Regions from separate parts of the Mus musculus genome. Here region 1 is linked to region 2. A link is a loop called in an ENCODE intact Hi-C map of the cell type or tissue named here. Cell type or tissue: left cerebral cortex. All regions are shown on one strand. Links, peaks and the distances in the headings refer to the core of each region. The heading gives the core; the rest is flanking DNA.

Region 1 (9,144 bases), core at 1,145-9,144, 230 kb before region 2:
GATACTATTGCTATGATAAAACACCATGACCAAAAGTTAGAGAGCTTGAACAAGTTTCTCTGGCTTACACTTCCACACTGTAGTCCATTATTGAAGGTGCAGGACAGAAACTCAAGCAGGGATGGAACCTGGAGGAAGGAGCTGATGCAGAGGCCATGGAGGGGTGCTGCTTACTGGCTTGCTTCTCATGGCTTGCTGGGCCTGATTTCTTATAGAACCCGGAACCACCAGCTCAGGGATGGCCCCACCCACGATGGGCTGGACTCTCCCCAATCAATCACTAAGAAAATGGCTCACAGCTGAATCTCAAGGCAGCATTTTCTCAATTGGTTCCCTGCTTTCCCGTGACTCCAGATTGTGTCAAGTTGACCCAAAACTAGCCAGCACTCCCGAGACTCCATTTGCAGTACAAACGAAGAGTCAGGTTGTCTCTGCCCCTGGTTTAGCATTTAAGACCACCTGTCCCTTACCTCTGAGAGGCATCGTCTCATAACTCGTTTAAAATTTAAAAAGACACTGAATAAACTCATCAAATTGGCACTGTAGAAGTAAACACATGTATTAAAATCATACCAACTCAATGGGCCCGTAGTAGACACCTTAAGTCAGCAACGCATCAGTGGGAGGGTCACCTGCTTGTCACCTGCGCATTCTGTAAAAGAACTGAGAGGACTTGAGTGCCTAACAGTCTCAGGAGCTGAATTCATCTCTGCCTGCTCACCACAGCTGGTATGGAATACTCAACTCACCTTGTTTCCTCATTGTCTGGAGCCAGTTCTATACTTTGTATCCATGGCTTCCGGTTCCACACCTGGTCAGGCAGCTAAACTCTGCTCCAGAAGTTTGCTTCAACCCCAGTGCCCTCAACAGACCTCCACCCGGTGTGTCACAATCTAATCCTGCAGAGACTCTGCAGCTGCCTAAGACAAACCTCCTCACCCGCCGGTTCAACAAATCTCTATCTTCAGAAATATTTACGATGCATAACAGTAGCAAAATTATAGTTATTTAGTAGCAACGAAAATAAGCTTATGGTTAAGAGTCACCACAACATGTGGAACTGTATTAAAGGGTCACAGCGTTAGGAAATTTGAGACCTCTCAGTGAGGATTCTTTTAGCTGCTTGAGCTCTTAACACTTGGTAGCCTGTGACCTACACTTCTACATGATAGCGATATGTTCAGTGAGTGATATGTAATGTGTAATTTGAAGGTATTTGTAAGTAAGATTGGAATAAGGTCTGGAAAGATGGCTCAGCCATTAGAAACGCATAGAGAGGATCCTTGCAGAGGAGTTGAGTTCTGTCGCCAACACCCATGTCAGTGGCTTTCTTTAGATCCCCTGTCCTATATCCATGATGTTAATTTTAATAAACTTCTTGCCCAAAAGAACATTCCATGTCAGGGTGTCCCAATCTCAAAACTGAGATCTTTCACTGTGTTCCTGGGGTAGCACACTCATGGCAAACAGAGAGTTCAGGGGACCCCCTTCCTGGAGGACAGTGCCACCTAGAGTCTATAGCTGCTGGGCTCCCTGCTCTCCATCTGCCAGCCGGAGGTTGTGGGACCAAGGAAGGACCTAGTATCCCTTGACCCCCATGCATGCATGGAGTGACGTCCTTGTCGGTTCACCCTGCTCACTGTGGCCATCCTGTCAGTGGATGTTTGGCCTAAAACACTAATCATGTTCTTGGCTGCAGACATTCAAGGTGTTTCCCAGTCAGAGTGTCTGAGCTGCAGACTGGGGTGGGGGGGGGGGGTGGGGGAGACGGAACAGCATTTCACAAAGCCAGCTGTGAGACACATCCCTCCATATCTGGAAAGAAAAATTACCTTCTCCTGGTTACTTGGGAAACTACAAGCCATACTAAGCAGATGCTGAGCCAGGCTAACGTAAGGACCTGCAGAGTCGTGACCCTCAAGCCCTGGCGGGTACCCTGCAGGGTGGTGAGTTCTGCGGCTCGGGCTTCCTCTAACTCCTGTCCATTCTAGGTCTAACTAGCATTTCAGGTCCCCTTTTTGTTCCTGGAATCTGTGACTGTTCCCACCTCAGGCAGGAAACTTGGCAGCAAACTCGGGAGGATCAGCCAGCCAGTCCTCAGAGGACCCGAGTGGGAGGCGAGGCAGGCAGGCTTGTGGAGAGAGCAGCTCTGGGAGAGCTGCATGCAGGCATGTCTCAGCATGCCTGGGCCTGCCCCACAACCTGGTTCTGCAGAGCCGCTGACTGGGGACTTTCCCTGAGGCGGCTCTCAATCCGGAGGCTCCCCTCTTTCCCAGGGACAGACAGACACGGGACTTGGGGAACTTTGTTGCCAAGTTGCCTGGATGCCGGGGGTGGGGTAGGAGACGAAGGTGGAAGACTGAGCTCACAGTCAGACTGACCAGATATGGAACTGTGTTGTGAAGTGGCTCAACCTTGAGAGCTTGGTGTTTCCCCAGGGACTTATGCCCTCTCATCCACCCTCAGACAGCCTGGGGCTATGCCGAGGCTGAACTCTTTAGCCTCAGGCTAGTTGAGGCCACAGATAGGAACCCGAAGGATGGCACTGTTAGCCCTAGAAAATGAGCTGGTAGAGTAGACAGGGACTCCCTGGGAACAGATGCGTTGGGTTGGGAGGGGCACTAGTTTCATGGGCGAGGTTTCTTTGGAAGCAAGGGTTCTTGAATGTGGGATGGAGGCCCTTGGAGAAGGAAGTCTTCCCCATCATGGGCGCTGAGAGAAGAGCTAGATCTTTCCCCAGGACTGGATGGGTTATGAGAGGGGCCCAAGTTGTCTTGAAAGATCATCAACTCAGGAGAAGGGGTGGGGAGAGCCTGTCGGTACCCCGTGAGGATGTATCTCCACCCCAGTGCTGCTCAATCTCTGGGCTCTGCCTCAGCTTCCTGTCCTCTCCCTGTGCCTCAGTTTCTCCATCTGTAAAGCAGGGGTCACCCTTGAAGATGCCTTAAGCTTTGTTAGACCCAAACAAGATGGCTGAAACTGGGGGCTCCTTCACTGAGACAGCTTGTCTTAACCTTATAGAACATTTGCTCGCCCCTGGGGAGGCTCCTGATGCCACAGGTCACTTTTGTCAGCTGCGGTCACAGGGTGCTGAGCTCTGAAAATGTCCCCCAAAGCTAAGCTCACACAGGGAAGATGCTGAGAAAGTTGTTGGAATTCAGATAAGACCCACCTACTGGAGCCTCAGTGCACCCCTAACTCCCTAGCAAACTCCCCAGGTGTCCCTACCCAGGAGAATGATGGGTGCCATTCTTATTTCCCATGAAGCTTACAGGTTGCCAGACTCCAGGACATCAAATGGACCATACTAGGCTACACCTTTTCATGTCCCTAAAGTTGCATGCTCTTTCCGGCTATGCAAGACTCCTCGCCACTTCAGCCTCACAGTAGGGAGTAACACAGTCTGACTGCCTGGGAACTTCCCATTCCTCTACACCTGTAAGAGGGGACCGCCCAGACTCCGCCTCATGGGCTAGAGTGCTTATTAGAGCCCATCTGTCTATCAAAGCAGCCACCCATGATACTATGTCTGTAGATGCACCAGTTAACTCTTCTAAGCAACTTCCTGCCACAAAGGACGAGCTGCCCAGTGGCCCTAGGACTTTCTCAGCCTTTCAAACGTGAGCCTGAATTCCATCAGGACCATCCTGGAACCTGGACCCAGCTTGGGTTCTCTGCAGGCACATATCCTGAACTCCCGTCAGTTATGAACCCAATAGGACGTTGCTCTGGGTGGGGGAGGCAGCAGACCCTCTCACCCCATCCTAAGCCTTCTTGTGACCATGGCAACCCCAGAAGCCCATGAAGGTCAAGCTTCAGCCACCCCACCCTCCATTCAGTGGACTCACTATGGCTACCATGTCCTTGATGAGTCCAGGTACTTAGGCCTCAGATGTTTGAGGAATTGTTTTGCTTTGATTGGTGTTATGTGGGGTCACATGGAAAGGTGATTGAGGGGTCACATGGGAAGGTGACTGGGGAGTTCACCTACCCAAGCATCCTGAGAGAACTAGGCTTCCAGTAGAGGTACTAAGGAGGACTGTGGCCCAGGACCTGAGGTCTAAGGATGTGGGTGCAGGGAGGACCAGTTCTGAGGTGACTTTGTCCCCTCTCCTCTCCAGCTGTGGCCTGGAAGTTGTCTACATACGACATTGTAACTCCAGCGATGTGTTCATATTGTGTTGTTTCCTTTAGTGAACAATTAGCTGGCTCTTAAGTTCTGTGATAGCCAGGAAGCGGGAGTGCCTGCTGGTCCTGAAGAGTTGGTTCCTAGGGCTGAAAGCAGAGTTGTTTGGAGAATCTGAACCACCAGAGGGCACCATCAGACAGGCGAAAGTGGCCACTGCTCAGTCCTGGTGTTTGGACCAATAAGCCTATGGGGGCAGCAGCAATGTGGGTGGAGGATAGAGGGGAATTGTGGGAAGGCTGGCTGGCTGCCAAAGTGTGTACTCTGCAGAAGTGAAGGAAGAGACTGGTGCAGAGCACAGGGCACCCTCCCCTCTGCCTCTCAGCTCCCTCAGTCTCCTGTCTTCATGTCTTAACTAAACTTGCCTAATACTTACCCAAAGTCCATTTTTTACGAAACTCTTTGTAGATAAAATAAGTAGTATCAAAGTAGTCTGTTCCACTGTAGGCAGGGCCCATGGGGACACCAACTTGGTCCCTGTGCTACCCGATCTCCTCAGGGGCAATGTGGACGGGACACGTAACACAATCTACTCGTGACCTGAGCAGAGGTCCCTGTTCCCGCTCTCTGCAGTGACCATCTGCTGGAAGATGAATTCACCGTCGTCTGTCACCTTACCTGTGATTGGCCTTGGATTGGAAGAGGGTCTCTTGCCTTGGGTATCCGTTGGGTGCTGTCACTCTGGCCCTGCCCATGGCGGGGATCATGGAGCCATTCCAGGCCTAGGCTGTCTTCCTTTAGTCCCCAGAGAGCTCTACTAGCGGCTGAGTCAGAGGGGTCTTGTCCTGAGATGACTGATGGTTCTATTAGGGTCAAGCTTGTGTTAGTGCTCTGGCTGGAATGATTGGGCCCAAAGACGATGGGGTCTTTGGGGTCTGAGTCACTGAAGCTCCTGGAAAACACCAGGTAGTGGGATGGAGAACCCTAGAAACTGGGTTGTCAGCCCTCCCCGAATTCCAACATTACTTGGATCTGGGGAGCCAAGCAGCTGTGCTGGATCATAATGGTAGGCATCCTTCAACAGCCTCTGGCCATTGTAAGCAGTAACAAGAAAGCCCACTGGTGAATGGGCCTAGTGTCTTTGGTTGCCCATGGACATGTGGACATAAGGCAGGCACCCTTTGTCCCTCAAGCTCCAGGTCTGTTTTATCCTTCCAGTAAAATTGGCTGCTGCCTAAGTATAACTGAGCTCCTGCCCTGACCCCGAGTCCTCAGCACATAGATGATCACCTCCTTCTTCCTGGGTGCTGAGCTGCCAAGTGCTCTGAGCAGCTCCTGCCCGGACCTCTTTTTCTGAGACATGGTTTCTCTGTGTATCCCAGGTTGTCCTGGAACTCACTCTGTAGACCAGGCTGGCCTTGACTCAGAAATCCTCCTGCCTCTGCCTCCCAAGTGCTGGGATTAAAGGCGTGCACCACCACTGCCCGGCTCAGACCCCTTCTTTGATGGGGCAAATAATGCTCAGAAGCCGTAGGCTCTGAGACTGTGCACAGAGAGATAGGTGCATAGAGACAGGAGAGTGTGAGCTAGCTCTCAGGCACGTGGGAATGCTCAGAACCAAAACCCCAAATATTTCTTCAATCTGATATCAGTCCCTGGAACTGGAAGATGCTGGGACCCTTGACAAAGACTCGCAGAAGCAATCATATTGCTGAGATTTAACCTAAGGGTTCTCCTACCCAGGTGCCTGGCTGTGGCCAACACAGAACTGCTATCCAGACACACCCACCAAAGACAGACAGGTAGACAGACTCATGCTGATGGCAAGAGTCTAAAAGCAATGGCCAAGGCCTCCTCTTCCATCCTGACAGAGGGGCCAACCAGCTGTTTGTCCTCAAGTGACCTTGGGTACCCGTCTTGTTGTTGGCATCTGGAGAATGGACCTGATTCAAAACCACATAGTGGGCCCAAAGCATTGCCTCAGTTTACCATATAGACCCACTCAGAGGCCCATCTGGGCCCATTATTGCCAGCGAATGGGGAAAGAATTACCCTTTGAGCTAGGGGTCTAGGTGGAAATTGATGGATGGGCCTCCCTCCCCCCTCTACCTAGAGTGTGGCCTCCCTGGAAAGGAAGTCCTTCAAGACTCTCACTCTGAGAGTCTGCAGCTCTAGAAATCTTCTATAGCTAAATGACCTCAACTCTCACCCTATTCTCCATGTGTCCCAAAGGAAACGGAAGAGACACATACAAAGTACTCGTCTGTGGCCTGTGACCTCTGACCTTTGACTTCCAGGTATCTCATGCTCTGTGTGCCTATGTGTATATGTGACCCCATACATTTATGTGCTATGTAAGGGGTGTGTGCACTAGGAATATACATGCAAGTGTGAATATGTGTGCACTCTATTATACATATGAATGTACAATGTGTGGGCATATGTGTGTGGTATGTGTATGAGGATCTGAGGAGCACAGCCCCACATACTCACATGGCTGTGTACATGTGTGCTCTATGTACATGGGAACATACCTGTATGAATGTTGAGCATATGAGAGTTCTCTGGAACATGTCTCATGAGAGGGAAGCTAGGCCCACCCTTAGGATGAAGTAGATAGAGGCCACATGCGTTGCAACTGATGGACTGTGGCAGTGTCTCTCATCCAACTGGTTAAAAAAGTGAGAAGTGTCCCATCTACCTTCTGCTCCCACATTGCTGTCCTGGCTCCTAACTCTGTGCATCAGTTTTAAGCAGGGTCCCCAGGGAACTTGAGCTCCCTGTCTGCAGGTCAAAATGTCTAGATATTCCAGAGGCCCTGACACCCTGGCACCTCTCCCTCAGGACCATGGCTGTGGTGACTGCCAAGAAAGAAGGTGGTTCTAGCACCAGGTTGGGAAGACAGCTGTGACTGGCGCTGACAGGCCCTTCCCCAACTTGTCAGGGCTTGGGGTTTGTTACAGGAGGCCTCAAGCACTGACTGAACAACATCCCTGGAACCATGTTATCCTTGCACGTTTAACCTGTTTCTCTGTTAGGGATGCTGGGTAAATGAGAAGACCGGGCATTATATCACACCTTCCTACACTCAGTGAAGGGCCGACTTCTCTGGGCTGGGAGCACATGACCACAGTCAGATCCAAAGGTAGGAGTCCCCGTGATGAGGGTCATATGGGAATGCTGGACTTAGCTTTCTCCAGCGACAAGCACAGAGGGTGACCAGGCTGCTGGGCATCCCTGGAACTTACCCTACAGGGACCTTGCCACCCACCTTCCTCAGAGCATTGTGTTCCACTATGTATTTGGGCCAACTGCTGCTTCTAGGTATTGTTTTCAGGACCTGCAGGCTAGGACTGGGGCATACCAACATTACCCACTATTACTGACAGGAGTCTGTCATAGTCACCCCCCTGCCTCTACAAACAGCATCTCATCATGCCTCTGGTAGCCAAGAGCACACCTGGATGGTGCTCATGCCCCCTGAGCATCCTCAGGATACAACAGACTAGGGATCTATCTCTGCTTCATGGCATCACTGGCCTTCCTCTCAGCTATGACTAATCTTACAAGATGCAAATGGGAACCCCAGGGAACGGGTCAGAGGGGATCTGGAGTGAGCACATGACCCCTGGAGCCCTAGCTGCGCAGAGCCCCACCCTTCTTTGCCCTCCAGGCCTCCACTACCTTCTCCAAAGCACTGGAGTTTTCCTTTGCCTTCTTCTTTGTGTGGTACGGGATGCAGCATACCCAGCTGGTCCTTATCCTGGAGGTCAAAAGCATGAGGAAGTAAGAACCCACTCCCTGCCCTGTAATGTGCCAACCTCCTAGCTAGCAGCCCCCACCCCAGGCTCTCCAGATTGCTCTCTCAAACCCCATAGCTCCCACTCTACCAAGTCCCAGGGACATGATGTTTATGCGCCACCCCCCCTTCCCTTTCCCCACGCCCCAGTCAACTTGTGTCATTCAGACCAGATTTCACAGCTAGCTACTGATTTTTGTCCTTTGGGTACCTAGGTCCTCCTATCCTCTGGCTAAAGGGACTCTTTTTTTTTTTTTTTTGGTTTTTCGAGACAGGGTTTCTCTGTATAGCCCTGGCTTGTGATCTAGAAGGCACCCGCTAGCCTGCACAAACCCAGCCTGGGTCTGAGGATGAGATCAACAATTGTCCCACCCAGCAGTGTCTTGGTTCTATAAGGTTGGCTTAGGGGTGATTCTGAAACTCCTCCCCTTTCCTGCTCACGGTGTCAGTTCCTTGGAGACCACATGTCAGTTTTACACATCCAGTCTAAGAGAGGCAACATACTAACAAAGCCACTAATTCTGAAAGGTGGGAATTTGAGCAGCTGCTATTGTGTTCTTTGTATTTCTCTGTGTTGTAGTTCTCTGTGTTGTTAGAAATGAAGTAAACTGTATTCATGGTCCAGAGGCAGGCGAGTCCTTGGAACCCAATGCCCTTCTTTGTGGCTAATGGCTCTGGAACTCAGGGAGTCTTGAAGCTTTGCTGGTCCACCAGTGTGCAAAGCCTTGGAGGGCTAAACCCAGCTGTGAAGGGCTGTCCTCTCCCTGATGGCATCTATGGGTGCAGGGCCTTTCCAACCCAGGTTTCTCTAGCTCAACCCCAAGCTGGAGACCCTGACGCCACAACCTTTCCCTTCTCCTTCTCGGTTGCTTTGCTGGCGGATGGGATGACGAGTTGTAGTTTGGTGGTGGAGTGAAATGTGGCTCCTGGTAAATGTGTCCCCCAGCTCTGAGAAAGATTACTGTGCTGTTCCTTGTTCTTTAGCCTCTCTGACCCCCCCCCCGAATCACTTGGCTTATGCATGGTTTCGGGGGGTGGAGGGAAGGCAGGAGGCACGGTGCTGCCACCATAGGAGTTGGTGGTGGGGATGTCACTCTGGATAAGCACCCCCATTCATTCATTTATTCAAGTAGGGCCGGCCCTCCACAATACTTACTCATCTTCAGACAAGTCTCCTATGTTGGGGAGCCTCTTCTCTTCTTTGATGGCACAGGTGATG
Region 2 (9,119 bases), core at 1-8,000:
CCATGTTGGTACCATGATTGCATATACTTTGAAAACTTTTCTAAGCCTCTCCTTTGAAAATGGTGAAAGATAAAGAAAAAGGAAAGAAGAAAAATGGCTTCCCCTGTGACCAGTGTTTATGTTGTATAAAGCACAGCTGGACTTAAGTGGCAGGGCAGAATCAGTAATGATGGAAATTCATGTTTTCTAATGATGGTGTTTCTTTTTAGGAGCAGACATTAAAGACAAATTAAAGTGCTATGACTTCGATGTGCATACAATGAAAACACTAAAAAACATCATTTCGCCTCCATGGGATTTCAGGGACTTTGAAGTAGAAAAGCAGAACACAGAGGAAGCGGGACTTGCACCTCTGCAAAACTCCACTAAAGCTCCAGAGTCCAGACCTAACTTGGAAGAGACTTTTGAAATTGAAATGAACGAAAGTGACATGATGCTAGAGACGTCTATGTCAGACCACAGCACATAGCCACAGCACTGAACCTGACAGAGGTCCAGGGCCCACCCTCATGTGCCAGAGTAGGTCAATGCTCCCCTGCAGCCTTGCTACGTCCTAAGAATTTTCCAGTTCCTGATGTGACTCCAGACTACATCTCTACATTTAGGACCAGCAGCCTGCAGTAACAGTGGGACAGCAGGCCTTGGCAACAGATGTTTTCCGATTTTCTGAACCTACAAAGTAGTTAGTTACGTGTAGCAGAATAAAGAAGGTCAACTATTCGTTATCTTTTTCATTGTGTCTTTTTCAATAAATTTATATTTGGGAATAACTAGAAGTTTCCAAGCTGGTAGAGTGTCTCTGTTACCTTTCTGTTGCTATGATAACATTCTATGACCAAGGCAGCCATTGAAGAAAGAGTTCAGATTGATTGTGCTGGAGAAGCAGTGCAGCAGGCAGGCATGGCAGCTGCAAGGGGAGCAAGGACAGTTACTCCCAAAGCCTTCCCAGTGACACATTCCTCCAACAGTGACAGCATCTGGGGACCACTCACTACCACACAGTTTGTCTGCCCCTTATCTGGTGTGTCCCATTGTTAACATACTGTTACCATAGGACATGTGTACTGGCTAAAACACTCTGATTGGTATGTTGCTCATAACTCCAGTTTTCCCCAAGGTTCACTCCCTATTCCAAGCACTCTGGAGGCAGAGGCAAGTGGATCTTTGAGTTCGGGCCAGGCTGGTCTGTGTAAGGAATTCCAGGCTAGCCAAGATAATATAATGAGACTATCTTTAAAAATAAAGAGGGCTGATGAAATGGCTCGAGTAAGTAAAGGCACTTGCTTCCAAGACTGACTGGGTGAGTTCAGTCCTTGGGACTCATGGTGGAAAGAGCTGCTTCCTGTGGCTGTCTGACCTCTACATGCTCACCAATGTGTGACCACACACAGAATCAATATGTAATGCCTCTAAGTTTGACTCTTATTTTGTCTGACCGTGAGATCCAGGTCTCTTAGCTGTTTACAAGAACATTTTTTCCTTACTTTCAACTTCTTTTAGCTATAAAACACATCTCTGTTGCTACCCCAGGCTAGCCAGCCCACAAGCTTCTGGAGGGCCTGTTTCCAGGTCCTATCTTCCATACAAACACTGGGAGAGCAGATGAGCTGTTCCAGTTTTTTAGTTCCACAGCTTCTGTTTCATTTCTTTTACAAGAATTAAACGAGAAACAGCCATAGGCATTCAAAAGCAATTACTTCCTGTCGCTTCCTGTTGATGGATATCATCCCTAGTGACTGGTTCTCTGTGGTTTCCATTAGCCCTTTGAACATACTTGTGTGTCTTCCATTCGTGAATCCAGAGAGCTCTTGGGTGGGTGCAGCATGCATGTGACCTGCCAGGAGCTCAGAGCGGGCTAACTAATTACCACTACATAATTGATATGGCTGTTTGGCATCTCTGACTAGTAATTTTGTCTGGCCTTCCTCAGTTTTGCCCAGTCTTTTCCCTGCTATGTTAGCCATATTTTTCCAGCTTTCTTTCTATCCTTGTAATATTATGTTGAGAAATGCATACCTTGACTACCTATTTATTTTAATAAATTTAATTTTCATTGAAAATATTTTTTTTATATATTTTGAACATAGTTTCCCTAAAGCATTCTCAGCTTGCTTGTTTATACAACCCAGGACCACCTGCCCAGGGATGGCACTGCCCACAGATGGTTGAACCCTTCCACATCAGTCATTAATCAGAAACCTGCCCTGTGGGTCAGTCTGATGGAAACTAGTCCAGGTGACTAGTTTGTTTCAAGTTCACAAAAACTAACCAACTGGGGTGACCTCTTAACTTGACACATACATCACCATTAAACAGTAACCTTTCCTTGTTTATCATCAAGATGTTAATACAACAATATAAAGTATAACCTTCAAAGTTTCCATCTTTAAAAACTTGTTAAAGTTCAGTGACACTAACAATATCCAGTCTTGTAACTATAGTCTCAGAATCAAGTAGTTATTCCAAGAGGGAAGAAAGAACCAAAGCACAGTTAAAAGTGGATCAAAACAAAAGCAAAATCCAGTAATGTAAATAATTTATAATCTAATGTCTGGGACTTACTCATGATCTTCCGGGCTCCAGGGGACTTGGGCAGCTCCATGTCTCAGGCTGGCTCTGCCATCCACAACTCACAGCTTGTCTGGTAGGCTTAAGTAGGCTCCACTCCTCACCTGACATGGTCCTGCAGTCCTAGCATCTCCAGCATGCTGGAGTTTCTACTGCCTCTCCTGGCTCTTTCCAGTTTCAATCTCAGCTCATTTCTGTGACCTCTTAAATCTTGCAGCGTTCATGCCTACACAATCAGTTCCACTATGTGGGGTACACATTACCAAGTCAGGTTTCCTGCTTGAGATAGCCTTGACTGCATCTGGACTGCAGTGTCTGTGTGCTGACCTTTAGGAAGTATATCCAGAAAATTGCACTTTGATGATGCTGGTCTTATTAATCACAACTGATTCTTCATCCCCAGCTAACCATCATTATTTGTCCCAATAAAGGTAGATTCTTAATCCAAATATCACAAGAACATCCCTGGTATCCCTCTGATACTTCATAATGTCTCTCTTCTTTCAATGGTATCTTTCATGTTTCCACAACTCATTACACTCTGAACACTGACCAAAAGCAACTTGTGGGAGGAAGAGATTTAGTTCCTCTTCTAGCTCTCTGGTCACATCCCTCAGTGAGGGAAATCAGAGAAGAAATTCAAGTAGGAGTTTGGAGGCAAGAACTAGCAGGGCCACAGAGAATGCTTATTGGCTTTATTACAAGCAAGGTCCAACTGCTGTGGGACCCTTTCACGTCCATTAGTCAAGAAACTGTTCCACAGGCCAATCTGATGAAAATAATGCCTCAACTCTTTCCTCTTCACAACCAAGTGACTATTTTGAGTCAAGCTGACATAAACTAACCAGCAGTTTGCCAGACAGGTGAAAGGGTGTTGGGTCAGGCACACAGGAGGACAGTCAATGGCTTTATCTTTAAGGGGGCAAAAGCCAGCCCGAGATAATTTTGGCTCCAAGCTTGTAATGTTCCAACTTTCTTCCATTGTGAAGTTACTATCCATCGACCTTGTACTATCTTAACAACTGGGTATGGGTTGGTTTTTCCTGACAACTCGTCGTCCACATTTTTATCAGCCTCTCACACGTGTGTTTTCTTCCTAATAAAGGTTAAGAGGCTATCAGAACTTCTGGTCAGTGTAACTGGTTATTCCAAACTGAGCTGGTTCAAGTGATGGGCTCAGTCCTAGCTTTCTTTGCAACACGAAATACTGGAAAACCGCTCTTGCCCAGGCTTTTATAGAACTCTCGATGTTTGAGGCCTGTTTGACGCAGACCTAAACGGTTTTGAGTCTTTGGCTTATTTAAAACGTCACATTTCAGGAGTGCCACGATCGATTTCTGAAAATCTCTCATTCTCCTTTACCATTAACGTAGGGAGAATGGTGCTATACATCATTGAGCACATGGGAAAACTGTATTGTTCGTATATCTGCTACAAATAAAATAAAAATAAAAAGCCAGACGCCTTTAATCCCAGGAGGCAGAGGATCTCTGAGCTCCAGGAGAGCCAGGTCTACAGAGTGAGTTCCAGGACAATCAAGGCTACACAAAGCCCTGTCTCAACAGAGAAAACGTGTAGGAGGGAGGCGGAGGGCAGAGTGGGGCGAGGAGAGCGACGGGTTTACTTTCGGTACTGTCCCAGTGACTCCGGGTGGACCGGGGGCTCCCAGTCCCCACCGCAGGTCAGCAGCGCACGGGACGTCCGGAGTGAGCATCTGCTCTCCGCGTGGCTGGCAGCACCGATCTCCTTCACCGTCGCCGCCGTTCTAGGACGTCCGCTGTCTTTTAAAAACTGCCGCGCTGCCCCCTACAGGCGCGGGCCAGCATTGGCACCGCCCCTTCCCTGTCAGGGCCGGGGAGGGGACACTGAACACCGAATTCCAAGGGAGGGGCTGCCTAGTCCTCGCGAGGCTTCGTTCTCGCGGAGGTGGCGGCGGCCGGCCGGCCGGTGGGGATGCGCTCGGAAGAGGGGGCCGGAGGCTTAGGCGCAGCCCTGGCTGCGCGGGGCCCGAGCTGGAGGGAGAAACTATCGAGCTCAGAGACCCACTGCCGCCGCGAGTCACCGCGGAAGGAGTCGGCGGCGCCTCCGGCCCCGACCCTAAGTGAGAGCGGGGCCGGCAAGCCTCGCGAGGAGAAGAGGACAGCCCTGAGCAAGGTGGGGGCGGGGCCCGCAAGTCTCGCGAGAGGACGGCTTCTAAGCCCCCCGGTGGGCGGGGCTTGGGGAGGGCGGGGCGGGTTGTTCATCTCAGGGGCGGAGCCTAGTCTCCGAAGTGATGCGGGCTGTTGCGAGCAGTCTGGACTAGGATTAGCGAGTCGGGGTGGAGCTGGGGAGCCGCGGTCCCCCGAGCTCCGGGGAACCTCAGGCTGAGTGGGCGTGGCGGGCGGCAGCACCTGAGTGAACGCAATGGTCATCCCAGGTGGTCCTCCGGCGTCTGCCCCCGGGCCTCACCAAAGAGCAGCTGGAAGAGCAACTGCGCCCCCTGCCGGCGCACGATTACTTCGAGGTGGTGGCTGCGGACCTCAGGTGAGGGCTGCTGCGGGACACCCACTGGTGAAGGATGGAGGACCCCGCGGGCGCTCGCAGTTGCAGTCCCCTCCCAGCTGTCAGTGCACGCCCACGTTAGGAGCGGGCAAGTCACCTCGTCAGCCCGTTACCATGCCTTCCTCGGCGTAGCTTTTAATAAACTGTATGATGAGCAAAACCGGACTGCATCCCTTACACACGTTGAGTCTGGAGTGTTTTCCCTAGTGAGGGACCAGTAACTGAGCCCTGAGAAGTGGAATCTCTCATTGCTTGCACCACCACCCAGCCAGAAGGTTCCCTGCCTGTGGGGATGCGAGCAACGCAGGGCTGACCTAAGCAGCAGATGTCAGTGCCACAGGAATTCGTGGGTTTTCCACGATACTTATTTTTATATCCTTTTATGGTATTCTTTCTCATTTGTGTCATATACGCTTTCCTTTGGGATACCAATTTTGTTTTGTTATTTTTTTTAAAGTCTATTCTAATAAAAATATGAATAATTAAATGGGTATCCTTTGAAAAACCACAGGTGGTTTTCAGGTGGCTGAAGTTTAGAAAAATGGCTAAAAGAACAGTGTGCAATTACTCGGTGTGCAATTCCGGTCCCAGCTTGTAACTTGCACCCTCTGTACGAACAACAGATTTCTCTAAACTTCTGTATTCTTTGTGAAATGGAATGGAATCGTTCCTACCTGTGAAAAGAGTTGTGTGTGAGACGGGGAGAATGATTTAGTTTTTCCTTGGTACGTGGTCTGACACCCATTCAAAATACAGCATGTCATCCATGAAGGAGCCTAGACAAGTCTCGTTCTTGTTCAGATGTACCAGAAATGGCTCTAAAAGTACCCATGGCATGGTGACTTCTGGAGTCTAGTATTTTACCCTTGGCTCTGTACAGAAGAGGCGGTCCTGGATAATTAAGGCTTCAGTTAATGGTTGCTTTATCTTCGGGGTGTTTTGTTTTGTTTTGTTTTTTTGCTAAGGAATATCCAAATTGTTAAAATTTACTGAGACGTGATTCTCGGGCATGAAAAAGTATTTGCTTATTCATAGGAGATAAGGCAGAATCAAGGGCCGTCCGTTTTACTAACCACTGTTGCCTCGGTTTCAGCCTTTATCCTCATGTCTACTCCAGAGCATACATTAATTTTAGGAACCCTGATGACATCCTGCTGTTCAGAGACCGTTTTGACGGCTATATCTTCATTGGCAATAAAGGTCAGTGAGTTTCAGTTAACTTCTCACAGCTAAAATAAGGTCATAAACTCTTACTGTCACGTCATGTGCTGACGGAGCTTATAAACTAAAGCATCCCAGACCTTCCATGAGATAAGAACGGGAGGGATCGTGACCTTGCTGGGGAGTAAGTTCTCACAGGCTCCTTTTCCCAATAAATGAACCTTGTGTTCCAAAACTAAGTTATCTTACGATGTTTGATGAAAGTTTTCTGGGCTATATCATACACTTATATTTAGGCCAGGGATCCAGAGCACTGGCCATGATTGCCATTTCTTGAAAGCGTGGTGGAGGGGCGTATGGTCATGAATATCAGGCATGGAGCCTGTGGCGCAGTCTCCCCTTCAGGGACTCTGCTCCTGAACTTTCTGGATCCGTTTCTTACGTTCCTCCTTCCCCGTCCTGTCCGACTGTCCTGTGTTAGATTTTCTGCTTTTAAGGTTTGTAAACATTCTGTAGGAAGTGCTTTCTGCCCTCCCCATCCATCAGTTTCCATCCATCCCCCTCCCCCAACTGAACGGTGTTCCTTCTCCGTCAGGGCAACAATCAGAAGATCAGGTTGTAGTTTCTGTGAATGTCACGCAAGTTTAGTGCTCAGGCCATTTGGCGTTCTAGTTCATTGCTAACTACTTTATTCAGATGGTCTTTTTTTTTTTTTATTGGTAAAATATACATAACAGAAATCACCTTCCCCTCCTTCTTGAGATGGACTCTGTTTCTTAGGTCAGGCTGGCCTTAAACCGCAGTGGTTAATTCTCCTGCCTCCTGAGGAACTCGTGGGTCCTTCCTTCTTTCTTTCTTTCTTTTGTGTGTGTTTTTGTGTGTGGTTCAGAATTATTAAAATTATTCACTTTATACAACCAGTTACCCAGAGTCCCTAATTGTTATATAACTAAAACTTTATTAATTAAACACTAGTGCTGGACCCTCCACCTTCTCCTCCCTCCAACTCATTCCATTTTCTCTCTCTATGAATGTTATTACTCTGCATGCCCTGTATTAGCAGAGCCACACTTTCTGTCTTCTTGGCTAGCTTCTCACTTAGCATAGCGGCCTCCAGATTCTCGAGTGTCCTAACTGCCCAATTCCCTCCCTCTCAAAGCTGGAGAATATTCCCATAGGAGTGTTTGTCCATTTTACCTATCCATTCGTATGTCAGTTGTTAGACACTTGACTTGTTACAAGCTTTAGCCGAGGTAAACTCCCCTGGATATGCAGATGTGTCTCAGAGACCCTGTTTTCAGATTGGATATCAACCCAGAGGGAGACTTGGGGGTCAGGTGGTAGCGCAGTGCTCACAGCACAGACACCATCATGCGTTCCCAGCGACAGCAATGTACGAAAGCTACGACTGCTCCTCGTCCTCTCTAACGCGCTCTGTTTTGAGTTTTCATTGAAGTTGTTTGGTATCACATTGTAGTAGCTGGCCTCGTGGGCTCAAGAGTAAGAGCTCTCCTGGGATTCTTTTCTCTTGGGGATAGGAATTGTTCTTTGTTTTATTTTTGTTGTTGCTTTGATTTGGGTTAGATTGAGTTAACTTGAGTTTTGAGATCGTATCAGTAGAGTATCCCAGGTTTACCTTAACTTGAGTTCTTCCTGCCTCAGCCTCTCAAGTATTGGGATTATAGGTTATATACTAACTAATATACCCAAACTTTTTGTGGTTTAATTTTGTATTATCCAAAAAATTTGCAATTAAACATCTTTTTATATTGCTGTTTGGCCATATGTAGACCAACTCTGAAGAGATATCACTGAAGTTCTTTGCCACTTTTTTTTCAATTAAAAATTTTTATTTTCAGTAGCTAGAGAGATGGCTCAACAGTTAAGAGCATTAGCTGCTCTTCCAGAGGTCCTGAGTTCAATTCGCAGCAACCACATGGTGGCTCACAACCATCTGTAAAGGGATCCAATGACCTCTTCTGCTACACAGGTATACATGCAGATGTTGCACTCATGTACACTAAATAAATCTTTTTAAAGAAACTTATTTTTGCTGAGGGTGATTAAAACATGCTTTTAATCCCAGCACTTGGGAGGCAGAGGCAGGCGGATTTCTAAGTTCGAGGCCAGCCTGGCCTACAGAGTGAGTTCCAGGACAGCCAAGGCTACACAGAGAAACCCTGTCTCAAAAAACCAAAAAAAAGGGGGGGGGGGGAGGAACATATACATATATAACATTTATGCGTATATATGTGCATGTGACATGTTGTAGCAGGGTTCAGTTGCCAGAAGAGGGGACTAGATCCCCTGAGCTGGAGTTGCAGGTGGTTGTGAGCTGCCCAGCGTGTGTGCTGGGAACCAAGTTCACGTCCTCAGGACAGACAGCAAGTGCTCCTAACCGGAAGCCACCTGTCCAGCCTGTCGTTCCTGAACAGGGTTATTTCTGGTACATTGAGGGTTTCTTCTGCTTTGTTTTGTCTCACCTTGTACCCCAGGCTGACGCCAAACCTGCAGCAATCCCTCTTGGAACCACAGGTACAGGGCAGCACTCCCAGACGTTCCCGGTTCTTTTTCCACTTGGCTGGGTGGCTGCTGCGCTGAAGAAGTTCTCTGTGTACTCCGGGTGGCGCTCCCTTGCCGGCTGGATGGCTCTCCCTGTCCATAGATTGCCTTTTCACTCTGAGGATTGTGACTTTTGACGCAGCTTTTTTTTTTTTTTTTTTTTTGGTTCTTGCTTTAGTTGCCTATGTATGTGTTGTCACATCTGAGAGTTTGTGAAGGTAGAACTCTTATAGTTACTGGCTGTGTGTTTTGAGTTAGGTTTTAAGTTTGTGGCATTGGGTAAATGT

Evidence for each region. A loop is a pair of places that touch in the nucleus more often than their neighbours do. Peaks named below come from ENCODE experiments on the same cell type or tissue, not always from the same donor. Only the 100,000 strongest peaks of a DNase experiment are listed, where the experiment ranks them.
Region 1: a loop joins it to region 2, with 11 times the contacts of the local background. A loop is called at or near these places in 4 of 42 quality-filtered maps.

Annotation. Positions count from the first base shown.
Region 1 is chr8:13,546,844-13,555,987 of GRCm38, forward strand. 1700029H14Rik (RIKEN cDNA 1700029H14 gene) reads right to left here. Exons shown (of 9, transcript NM_025601.3): 6 at 9,082-9,144; 7 at 7,811-7,889; 8 at 4,805-4,989; 9 at 3,879-4,275. The coding sequence ends at 4,924. Among named protein-coding and RNA genes, the nearest start is that of 1700029H14Rik, 11 kb to the right of the region's middle. In left cerebral cortex, for the core only: CTCF peaks have their summits at 1,506 (motif pointing left) and 4,314 (motif pointing right); DNase peaks (open chromatin) are centred at 1,480, 2,116 and 4,372.
Region 2 is chr8:13,781,163-13,790,281 of GRCm38, forward strand. It overlaps Cdc16 (CDC16 cell division cycle 16), which reads left to right. Exons shown (of 18, transcript NM_027276.3): 18 at 210-789. The coding sequence ends at 469. It overlaps Upf3a (UPF3 regulator of nonsense transcripts homolog A (yeast)), which reads left to right and starts at 4,453. Exons shown (of 9, transcript NM_025924.2): 1 at 4,453-4,722; 2 at 4,985-5,091; 3 at 6,203-6,309. The coding sequence starts at 4,522. Gm46032 (a long non-coding RNA gene) reads right to left here and starts at 3,894. Exons shown (of 2, transcript XR_001778519.2): 1 at 2,563-3,894. In left cerebral cortex, for the core only: CTCF peaks have their summits at 4,386 (motif pointing left) and 5,055 (motif pointing left); DNase peaks (open chromatin) are centred at 4,434, 4,761 and 4,998; H3K4me3 peaks cover 1,659 bases; H3K27ac peaks cover 956 bases.